2 separate regions of the Homo sapiens genome follow, and region 2 is linked to region 1. A link is a loop called in an ENCODE intact Hi-C map of the cell type or tissue named here. Cell type or tissue: Caco-2. All regions are shown on one strand.

The links. A loop is a pair of places that touch in the nucleus more often than their neighbours do. Peaks named below come from ENCODE experiments on the same cell type or tissue, not always from the same donor. Only the 100,000 strongest peaks of a DNase experiment are listed, where the experiment ranks them.
Region 2: it touches region 1 in a loop (4-fold over the local background); 2 of 110 quality-filtered maps call a loop at or near these places.

What each region holds. Positions count from the first base shown.
Region 1 is chr5:59,120,701-59,125,700 of GRCh38, reverse strand. All of the region lies in intron 5 of PDE4D (phosphodiesterase 4D), which reads left to right. Among named protein-coding and RNA genes, the nearest start is that of PDE4D-AS1, 83 kb to the right of the region's middle. In Caco-2, no CTCF peak of the experiment used is centred here; no DNase peak of the experiment used is centred here.
Region 2 is chr5:59,059,092-59,064,091 of GRCh38, reverse strand. The region is part of intron 5 of PDE4D (phosphodiesterase 4D); the gene reads left to right. It overlaps PDE4D-AS1 (PDE4D antisense RNA 1), which reads right to left. Exons shown (of 2, transcript NR_198970.1): 2 at 582-1,007. Among named protein-coding and RNA genes, the nearest start is that of PDE4D-AS1, 22 kb to the right of the region's middle. RefSeq lists a silencer at 2,463-2,663. In Caco-2, no CTCF peak of the experiment used is centred here; a DNase peak (open chromatin) is centred at 2,561.

The DNA of each region.
Region 1 (5,000 bases):
GAATTGCTCTCTGTCCAGATCATTTCCTGCAGTGAAAAACGAAGAAAGACTTTCTCCCTTCTTCCCACCTACACATTCCTTTTGTCCCCCAAGATATCCCTTCCTCTTGCCTGGAATCTTCCCAGGCCTTAATTGATTGATTTAGGCCCCCTTTGCACCAGGCACCCTAGCGGAAGCCCAGAAAGCCCCAAGAGTCTGGATGTGTTTTGGAGAGCAGGCTCAGGTTCACTGCACACTAATTTGCAGCAGGAAGTGCTAGGAAGCCCGATGAGGGATGGGAATTAGCAAATAAGGTTGGCAGTCAATTGACAGAGGAAGCTTAAGGAAGAGGATCATTTTGAAAAGGAAAAATAATTTAATCCTTTTCAGGTGTGTTAATTTCTTTCGTGGACCAAATTACCATGGACCTGGAATAGTTGAGATTTTCCCTAAGGTCTGGCTGTACTTCATAGGGAAGAAGCAAGGGTAAGTGCAGTAAATTTGATTATGGACACCAGTCTAACTCTAGCTTAATGAGCCATGGAAACAAAATAGCTCAATCTCTTCTAACTGCTGTAATGCAACACTAGGAGCATTGAGAGCACTGTGGTTTTGGTTACACAAATTTGTAGTACAGGCCTTGCCTCAGCATTTGAACATTTCAGCAAGAGAGCTGAACTTGCTTCGTTCTTCATGTAGCAGATATAAGTCTTTTGGAATTAATTTGAAAAAAAAAGAAAAGAAAAGAAAAGAAATGTACCCAGAAAGCAAGAGATCTTAAATGTATCCAAAACCTAGAACAAACAAACATTAACATTTGCCATAATTACTGTGGGTGTTTTTAATAAAAATATATAGATAGATAATTTTGGAGGTTGCATTTCCCCACCATCACTGCCAGCCTCATTTTTCTTCCATCCTCTCCAGAACAACCTCTGCCATAAATTTAGGAAATAGTCAACCTGTTCACATTTTCATCTTTTTACTATATATGTTCTTATTCACAAACGAATATGTTGTAGTTATAAAAAGTCATCAGTATCTTTTAGCTTATTTTTTTAAATGCAACATTATGTTTGTTGGATCATTTTACTCTTGTCCCAGTGCACCCTGTAATTCCCATGAATTGACAGGTAGCGATAGATCAGCAGTAGTAAAGTAACTGATATGGGTAGGTTAATAGAATGACCCTTTTAAGAAGGGATCTCAAAGAGGGAGGCTAGGTAAGCTACAAAATTATCAGGGCGAAATGCAGTGAGGTAGAAGTGAAAGCAGCTTAGAGTCAGCCTGGGCTAAGATAAATGAGGAGTGGAGCTGCAGCTGGAGGAGCAAGAGAATATGGTCTACTCGAGTATAAATCAAGCTTGCTGGTGAGCAGTTTAGGACTAGCTCCTGGTTTTACAGCAAGACTTTTTATGTGATCTTGACCAAACCACTGCACTTGATTGCTCCTTTCTACTCCTTGGTCCTCACGTGTCAAATAAAACCCCTGAATTGCAGAGCCAAAATGCAAACAAATAGAACTCCTCACTCAACCTCCCTCAGTTTATAAGTAAGGAAATGAAGACCTAGTAAAACATTATAACTTACAGATACCTGTCAGGGCAGAACCAGAAGCTGGACTTGGGCTAGGAAAAGTTGTTCCCCCCTGATTACATTTTCCAAAGGTTATACCTTTTCCACAGTTTCTAAGGTAACATGTTGATTGACTTGACAGTTGTAGAAATATTAGGAAGTGGTATAAAGCCAAGACCATGTTTACTAAACAGTGCTGCTCTTTTTTTTACATCATACAGATGAGAAAGCTGGTGCTCAGGGAATTTAAGCAACTTGCCCAGAGTCACGTAGCTTAGAAGTGTTAGAGCCAAGATTTGGACCCCAGTCTTTCTCACTTTCACAGACTTGCTTTTAACCACTGTGTTATGCTATGCTGCCTCAGTATAAGCTCCTTTCAAACAAACCACTTCCAGTCTCTGACATGCAAGCCCAGAAGTTTTCAGATTTACAATGGCATACTTTTTTTCTATCTGCTAAGTGTTAGATGTCACGGTGTCTGCAATGGAGTAGAGCTTTAGAAATGAGGATAAAACATTTGGTTTGATGTTAGTATTAAGAACTCCAATATCCAAGGCAGGAAACTTGGTAATTAATATTTTAAATGGACTGGAGGGGTCACAGGTATTAAAATCAATATTTTGATGGCAAGATAACAATGTAGGAACAAATAATTGGAGATGTTTAGCAAAATTATGAATTAAGTAGATGTATAAACGGCAGATTATGAAAGGGAAACAAAGATTACCTGGGAAGAGTTTTGTGTTTTAGTCAACTGAATTACCAGAATGGGCAGAAAAAGGAAGTATCAAAGAAGGGTCTGCTGATAGAAAATTAAATAAAGAAGAAGATGCCATGGAAACGTTTTTAGTGCAAATACACTATTGCTCATGGCTGAAGACAGAAAGAAGACTATGTGTGACTTCCAGATGAAGTTCAGGCATAGAGGCAGGGCTAAATAAACAAGCACATAGACCCGAGAATTCTCGTTGATTGATCTTTGGAAATTCGGTATAAATATGATCAGTTCAACCATGCCTTAGCTACTGGATCAAAGGAGACATCTACCGGCTTTGGGAGATAGGAATCTGGAAAATTGACAGACTGAAAAAACCAAAACCAAAGAAAAAAAAAAACAAAAAAAACAGAGAATGCAGAATGCCATTTTAAAAACCCTAAGAGGCTGTGTCTGATGTTACAGGACTCTTTGACTCCATTAGTCTCAATTCTAATATTTAAGTTAAGTGATTGTGGGCATAGAATTTTTTTCAAAACCTGTTTCGAAATGAAGGCTTCCCATACATTGAAGTTAAAAGTGGTCTTGAGAAAAGAACTTCTTAATAGGTAAGGGGTTTTACTTTGGAATGTTGAAAATGTTTGGAACTAGATAGAGGTGGTGGTTGCACAACATTGTAAATGTGCTAAATGCCACTGAATTCTTGACTTTACTATTTTTAAGTTTATGTGATATGAATTTCACTTCAGTAAATTATCTTTGTTGGTGCATAATTACTGTATATATTTATGGGGTTCATGTGATGTTTTGTTACATACACAATATGTATAATGATGGAATCGGGGTATTTACGGTATCCATCACCTCAAGTATTTATCATGCCTGTGTGTCCTCTTTCTAGCTATTTTGAAATATGCAATACCTGTTGTTAACTCTAGTCACCTAATCTGCTATGGAACATTAGAGCTTATTCTATCTGTGTGTTTGCACCCATTAATCAATCTCTTCATCCCCTCCCCTCCCACCTACACACTCCTCCCAGGCTCTGGTATCTATCGGTCTACCTTCATGAGTTCAAGTTTTTTAGCCCCTGCATATGTGAGAACATGTGATATTTATCTTTCTGTGCCCAGTTTATTTCACTTAACATAAAGATCTCCAGTTCCATCCATGTTGCTGTAAATGACGATTTTATTCTTTTTTATGGCTGAATCATATTCCATTGTGTATACCATGTTTTCTTTCTTTCTTCCTTTCTTTCTTGCTTTTTTTTTTTTTTTTTTTTTTTTTGAGATAGAGTCTTGCTCTGTCATCCAGGCTGGAGTGCAATGGTGCCATCTCAGCTCACTGCAACCTCCGCCTCCCGGGTTCAAGCAATTCTTCTGCCTCAGCCTCCCAAGTAGCTGGGACTACAGGCGAGTGCCACCATGCCCGGCTAATTTTTGTATTTTAAGAAGAGATGGGGTTTCACCATATTGGCCAGGCTGGTCTGGATCTCCTGACCACGTGATCCGCCCGTCTCGGCCTCCAAAAGTGCTGGGATTGCAGGCATAAGCCACTGTGCCTGGCCGTATACCACATTTTCTTTATCCATTCATCTGTTGAGGGACCCTTAGGTTGATTCTCCATCTTTGCTATTCTGTATAGTGCTGCAATAAACTTGGGGATGTAGGTATCTCTTTGATACACCAATTTCTTTTCCTTTGGATAAATACCCAGTAGTGAGATTGCCGGACATAGTGGTTAGTTCTATTTTTAGTTTTTTGAGAAATCTCCATGCTGGTTTTCATAGTGGCTGTACTAATTTACATTCCCACTGGTGATATGTAAGAGTTCCCTTTTCTCTGCATCCTAGCCAGCATCTGTTATTTTTTTTTTATTTTTTATTATTTTTTGCATTTTTAATAATAGCCCTCTAACTGGGGTAAGATGATATCTCATTGTGGTATCAATTTGCATTTCCTTGATTATTAGTGATGTTGAGCATTTTTTCATATTGGACATTTGTATGTCTTCTTTTGAGAAATGCCTATTTATGTCCTTTGTCCACTTTTAATGGGATTGTGTGCTTTTTTACTATTGAGACGTTTGAGTTCCTAATATATTCTGAATATTATTCCCTTGTCAGATGAGTAGTTTGCAAATATTTTCTCCCATTTAATAGATTGTCTCTTCACTCTCTTGATTGTTTGCTTTGCTGTGCTATACAGAAATTTTTAGTTCAATACAGCCCCATTTATCTATTTTTGGTCGTGTGGCCTGTGCTTTTGAGGTTTTAGCCATAAAATCTTTGCCTAGACCAATGTCCTGAAGTGTTTCTTCTGTGTTTTCTTCTAGCAGTTTTATGTTTAAGTCTTTAATCCATCTTGAGTTGATTTTTGTATGGTGAGAGATAGGGGTCTACTTTCATTCTTCTGCTTATGGGTGTCCAGTTTTTCCAGCATCATTTATTGAAGAGATCTCCTTTCCCTAATGTATATTCTTGGTGCCTTTATAGAAAATCAAATGTATCTATCATTATGCTCTCTGTCTACTCTAAATCTATCAGTCCACTCTGTAAAAATGTGGATTTGTTTCCAGGCTCTCTGTATTATTCCATTGGTCTATGTGTCTGTTTTTATACCATGTTGCTTTTGTTACTATAGCGTTGTAACATATCTTGAAGTCAGGTAGTGTGATATATTCAGCTTTGTTCTTTTTGCTCAGGATTGCTTTGGTTAGTTGTGCTTTT
Region 2 (5,000 bases), 62 kb after region 1:
AGAAAAAAGTATATTTTTTTCTCATTTTTTTTAACTTAATAACAACAGCAACAATGACAACAGTCAAACTCTTGAATTCTGGTCACAATCCAGATCAATAATTTTTTCCTTGTAGTTACCTTGGAATTAGGTTCTTAGCCCCTCACTGCTCTCTGTATATTTCTGTACAATATTCATCAGTTTAAATAAGTACTTCAATTTCATACCAAAGTGCCAAGACTATCCTATTTTCACTCATCTTTAACTTTCTTCTTTTTCATTTCCCACACCCCTGCCATTGCCAAACAAAACTGATTATCTCTGTTTTTATCTTTCTTTTAGACTTTTTAAGGCAATAAAAAATTGGCTTGCTCAGAAGGCTGATACACTGAGTGTTAGAATAACCCAAAGGTTAGAATGCTTTGGTCAACTTATGGGTATTTTTGATCACGTATATCCATTTTTAAACCTGCCATTCATGATGGATCACTGACCCTGGCCCTGGCCCTGACCCATCTCAAAAAGTTACTAGCATGATTACTGATTAACACTTAGACTGTTGGCTTGAAGTTTAGTAGCCTGAAGGAAAATTTCCAGAGGCATTATAATAAGGAAGTTTAATTAAGAGTTAATGTTGACTCAGGAATATTATGTATAGCATTGATCCACAGTGTTGCTAATGAATTCATTATGCTGCAAATGCAAGTGATTTGTTAGTACATTGGCCAATAAAAGTGAAATCTGTCTCAACAAGAATGTTGAAAGAAAGAAGGCAGTGAAACTTTCATCTCCACTGGGAGTGAACTAACTTGCCAAATCTGGGTCATCAATCATAGTAAAATGTTCAAAACAAATAATGCATCTTTCATGGTTCACTGTATTCATCAGCACTTTTGAAGTCACCAGTCTAGAGTAGTCGCCTTTGGCCAAGTTTTCAGTAGCCTGTGGTTTAGGCAATAAGCCTCAACTGTCTTTCTCGAGGATATGTTCCCAGGTGGTTGTACTCCATGGGCCATTTTCAATCAAATCTGAAAGGACAAAAGGGCAGTTCTGTTTATATGAAATGACATCATATTATAACCTCAAAATTGTTGTCTTAAAAGTCAAATCATTATCTAAAAGGTCTCTTAGAATTACTTAGAGCTTGAATGCAAAAGACTGAATTTCCCACTCACGTACTTCGCCAACACTCATTACATAGGCAAAAAAGTATAGTAAGTGTCACTTATGTGAGCCTATGTATGTATGTAGTGTTATAGGGGGTGGGGGTGGCAGGAAAGACAGCTCAAATATGAAATAATTGAATTATTCATTGCCACTGTTCTGATTGCCTTTAAAAAAAGTTTTATCTGGAAGTTATTTCAGACACACTGGAAAGCTTCATGGGTAGTGCAAAAAAAAAAAAAAAACCACATGCATTCACTCATTGTAAACATTCCACCTCATTTGCAGTATCACTCTATGTGCACATACACACAAATATACATACACACACATTGTCTTTTTTTCTCTGAACCACCTGAGAGAAAACTGCACACATCATAGCCCTCTATCCCTAAACTCCTCGATGTATTCCTCCCAAGAACAAGGACACTTTTCTGTATAACTATAGTCTCAAACATCTGATTGCCTTTGAATTTTATAGCATGACTTATTTATACCTTTTTACTTCGAGTTCTAACTCAGATACTGAGCTATAGAGGAACAGCTCAACTATTAGTTGAGGGATAGCTCAGATGTCTGATGGAAAAAAGTCACATCAGTAACATTTTGAATTCTGCAAATATACACAATATGCCAATGTATGGGAGATAACTAAATACTGGTTTTAGAGAAAATAGATGAGTTAATACAAATAGAGATTCCCCTTAATTAATAGATCTTATATGTTTGGTTATATGTCTTATCCATGCTATTATAGCTAGCTAGCATTCATTAGGACAGCCAGAGAATCTTGTCTTTCTGTATTTTTATACTGTTTTTCTTCTTCTGATCAGCCGATTCCAGGTTTTGAAAGAATGAAGTAGTTCCTACTTAGATAATGCTATTGCCTTGCTCCTTAACAGTAAGCAGTGGAGAAGCAGAGTGGACGCTGGTGATGCTGCCTTTAGTCCTGGAGGGAGTGTCAACCAGTGGGTAATCATTCTGACCCTGCAACACAACCATCCCTTCACTATTTCAGTGAAGGTCTCTACTTCGGTGGTAGGTCTCTACTCAACATGGTACTTATAGCCGTTTTATACTTGCTATCTTAAAAAAATATGCAGGCTTTCACTGCTGTGAACAGATAATTGATATTTATGTTTCATAATCTGTGAAGATAGCTAACACATTTCTGACAGTTGCAATTTTTTTTCCCAAAACGAGTTTGAGCATGCCTATCCCTCTCTACCCAAGTATATTTAACAGCATTTCTATCTATTGGGGAATCTGAGTGAGGATGACAACGTGTCAGGGATTAGAATGGACAGGAAGAGTCTCTGTAAGAGGAGGGTGTGATGCTGGAGCAATTTATGAAAATTGGGTCCCCTGGTAACTGTAGTGGATGTTATACAGACAGTCCTGCAGAGTCATCCACGAGGCTGACTCACTGACAATGTACACATAGAGGTGGGCCTCGAGTGTGTGCAAATAACAAGTTTACTACTGCAGGCAAACTCTTCGTTTATTCATTTGACAGATTTATATTGAGGGGCACTGTTCTAGGAGCTGGGGATTTGGTAATAAATAAGATAGTCATGGTCCGTAACCTCATAGAGCTTACACATAAACTGTTTTGCTTTAAAATATTGTACATTCAGAGGTGTTTGTGCTCCGACCATATGACTGCAATATGTCATTTGATAAACCTTTCAGGCATGACTTGGACCCACCCAGAACTTAGCTTTAAAGCTATCAGATTGACAGGAGGAGAGAACACTGGCTTTAGATGACAAATCATGGAAATAATTATGAAAAGACCATCCAGTTTTTAATGACTTTACAAGAATAGTGTTCTTGTGAGACTATTGAATAAGAAGAAATATATGAACATTTGTATCATTCAACTGTCTAACTGATACCAACACCAATAAATATATGAACATCCTTATTATTCAAGTGTCTAATGAGTGAGGGACAGTGCCTGTAGGAAGGAGAGCCTCCCAACAATGGAAGCAGTGTTATTCTTCATGGTAGGGAGACCATTTTTTGGTTCCTCACAATGACTTCCAGGCTGGAATGATTTCCAAGTAGGGCAGGGAAGACAAATATCTGAAGCCTAAGGGAAGCTCCAGGGTGATTCTTGTAGTTTTGTTTGGCAGACTTTCTAAAAAGCATTGTCAGATAGTTTTGGAGCAAGCAGTTTAGCCATCTACTACCACACAATATATTCAAATCAGAGTAAGCTGGAAGAAAGTCATCCAACATCCAAGTCTCAGCCTGGCCTATGTGAACATACTTCTTCTTAAGACTAAGCTGTAGGGGTACTATGCTTATTACCTCGGTGTGAAATAATCTGTACACCAGCACCCCATGACATGCAATTTACCTATATGACTAACCTGCACATATACCCCTGAACGTAAAATTTAAAAAATTTTTATAGATATGTTAAATTTGAGATGTTTATTGAACATCAAAGCAAAAATGGTGAATGAACAGATATATGACACAAAAAAGACTAAGGTATAATCCTATATCATGAGTGAATAGGAATTTTTTGTTATTGGTGTTTGCGTTAGTTGAGATTTTATTCAGCAGTAAATAGAGAGATTTAAAATAGAAGTGGCTTAAGGAAGACAGATATTTCTCCTTCATGTAAAATCTGAAAGTTGGCAGTCCGAGGTTAATATGGCACCTCTATCCAGTACAGTCTTCAAGGACACGTGCTCTTTCCATCTTATTGCACTGTGAGGTGTAGCCTCTGTTGCTAAATTCAACTCACCATCCAATATGGCTGCTCCGACTCCAGCCATCAACTTCACATTCTAGCCAGTAGGAAAGAGAAAACAATAAATACAGGCAGATAAAAAGATAGATGACAAATTTCTCTTAAGGGAAGTTTCTAGCACATCATATAATATCTACATAACGCTTCTACTACCAACTCATTCACCAAAACTTAGTTATATGGCAACACCTGGCAACCAAGGAGGCTGTGAATTTTCTCTATTTTGGGCAGTCACATGCTTACATGAAAACAGGTATTTGAAAACAAGTGATGAAGAAAAGCATCAATATTAGGGGACATTTAGCAGTCTCTGCCACAATGTTGCCTATTAATAATCCTGCATACATTTTAAATATTTAATATCAGTCTGCAACACTCTATTTGCAAGGTAATGTATAGTATAATCTTTACCATATGAACTTAGTAGCCATGGTGTTCAGGAAAGTTGTGTTATTTTGTGCTAGAATATTTTACCTGCCCTAGGTAAGGGCCTAAAGATAAAATGTGCTAGACTAATTAATTTTAATGGCATATAGCAAGAGATTTCCAGCGTTAAAGATTGCATCTCCACCTGCAATTTGGGAAAGGAAAAACTGATAGCACAAAATAAAAGTAGTGGGTGTCCTGAAAACTGTCTGATGCTCTTCATGTTCTTACCAACTCATATCCTCATCTAAATTTGAATCACAGGTACATTCTGACCTTGTCGTAGAGAGAGTCCTAAAGTCTCACGAGAGAATTACCGTGCTTGTTCTAACAAGACTGTGTTCCAGCAGGCATGCCAAAATTTGATAGCTACAAATAGGGAGATTTGAAAGGAAAGAGGTGGGAGAGGTAATTTCTTTTAACTCAACTGCATCTGGTGGATTAAGGTAGACAATATTACCATTTTGCTGACAGAAGGCAGACATGGCACTAAAGAGGGAGAATGAGCAACCACAGAGCTGATTTAATTTCCAGTGGGGTTTATGGAAGCACCAAAACATGATGTAGCCAAATGTTCCTAAAAGTATGAAGTAATTTAATTTGTTCCATCATTACAAGAAATTAAAGCCAAGCACAATTACATCCCAGTAGTAAAAGGAACCCG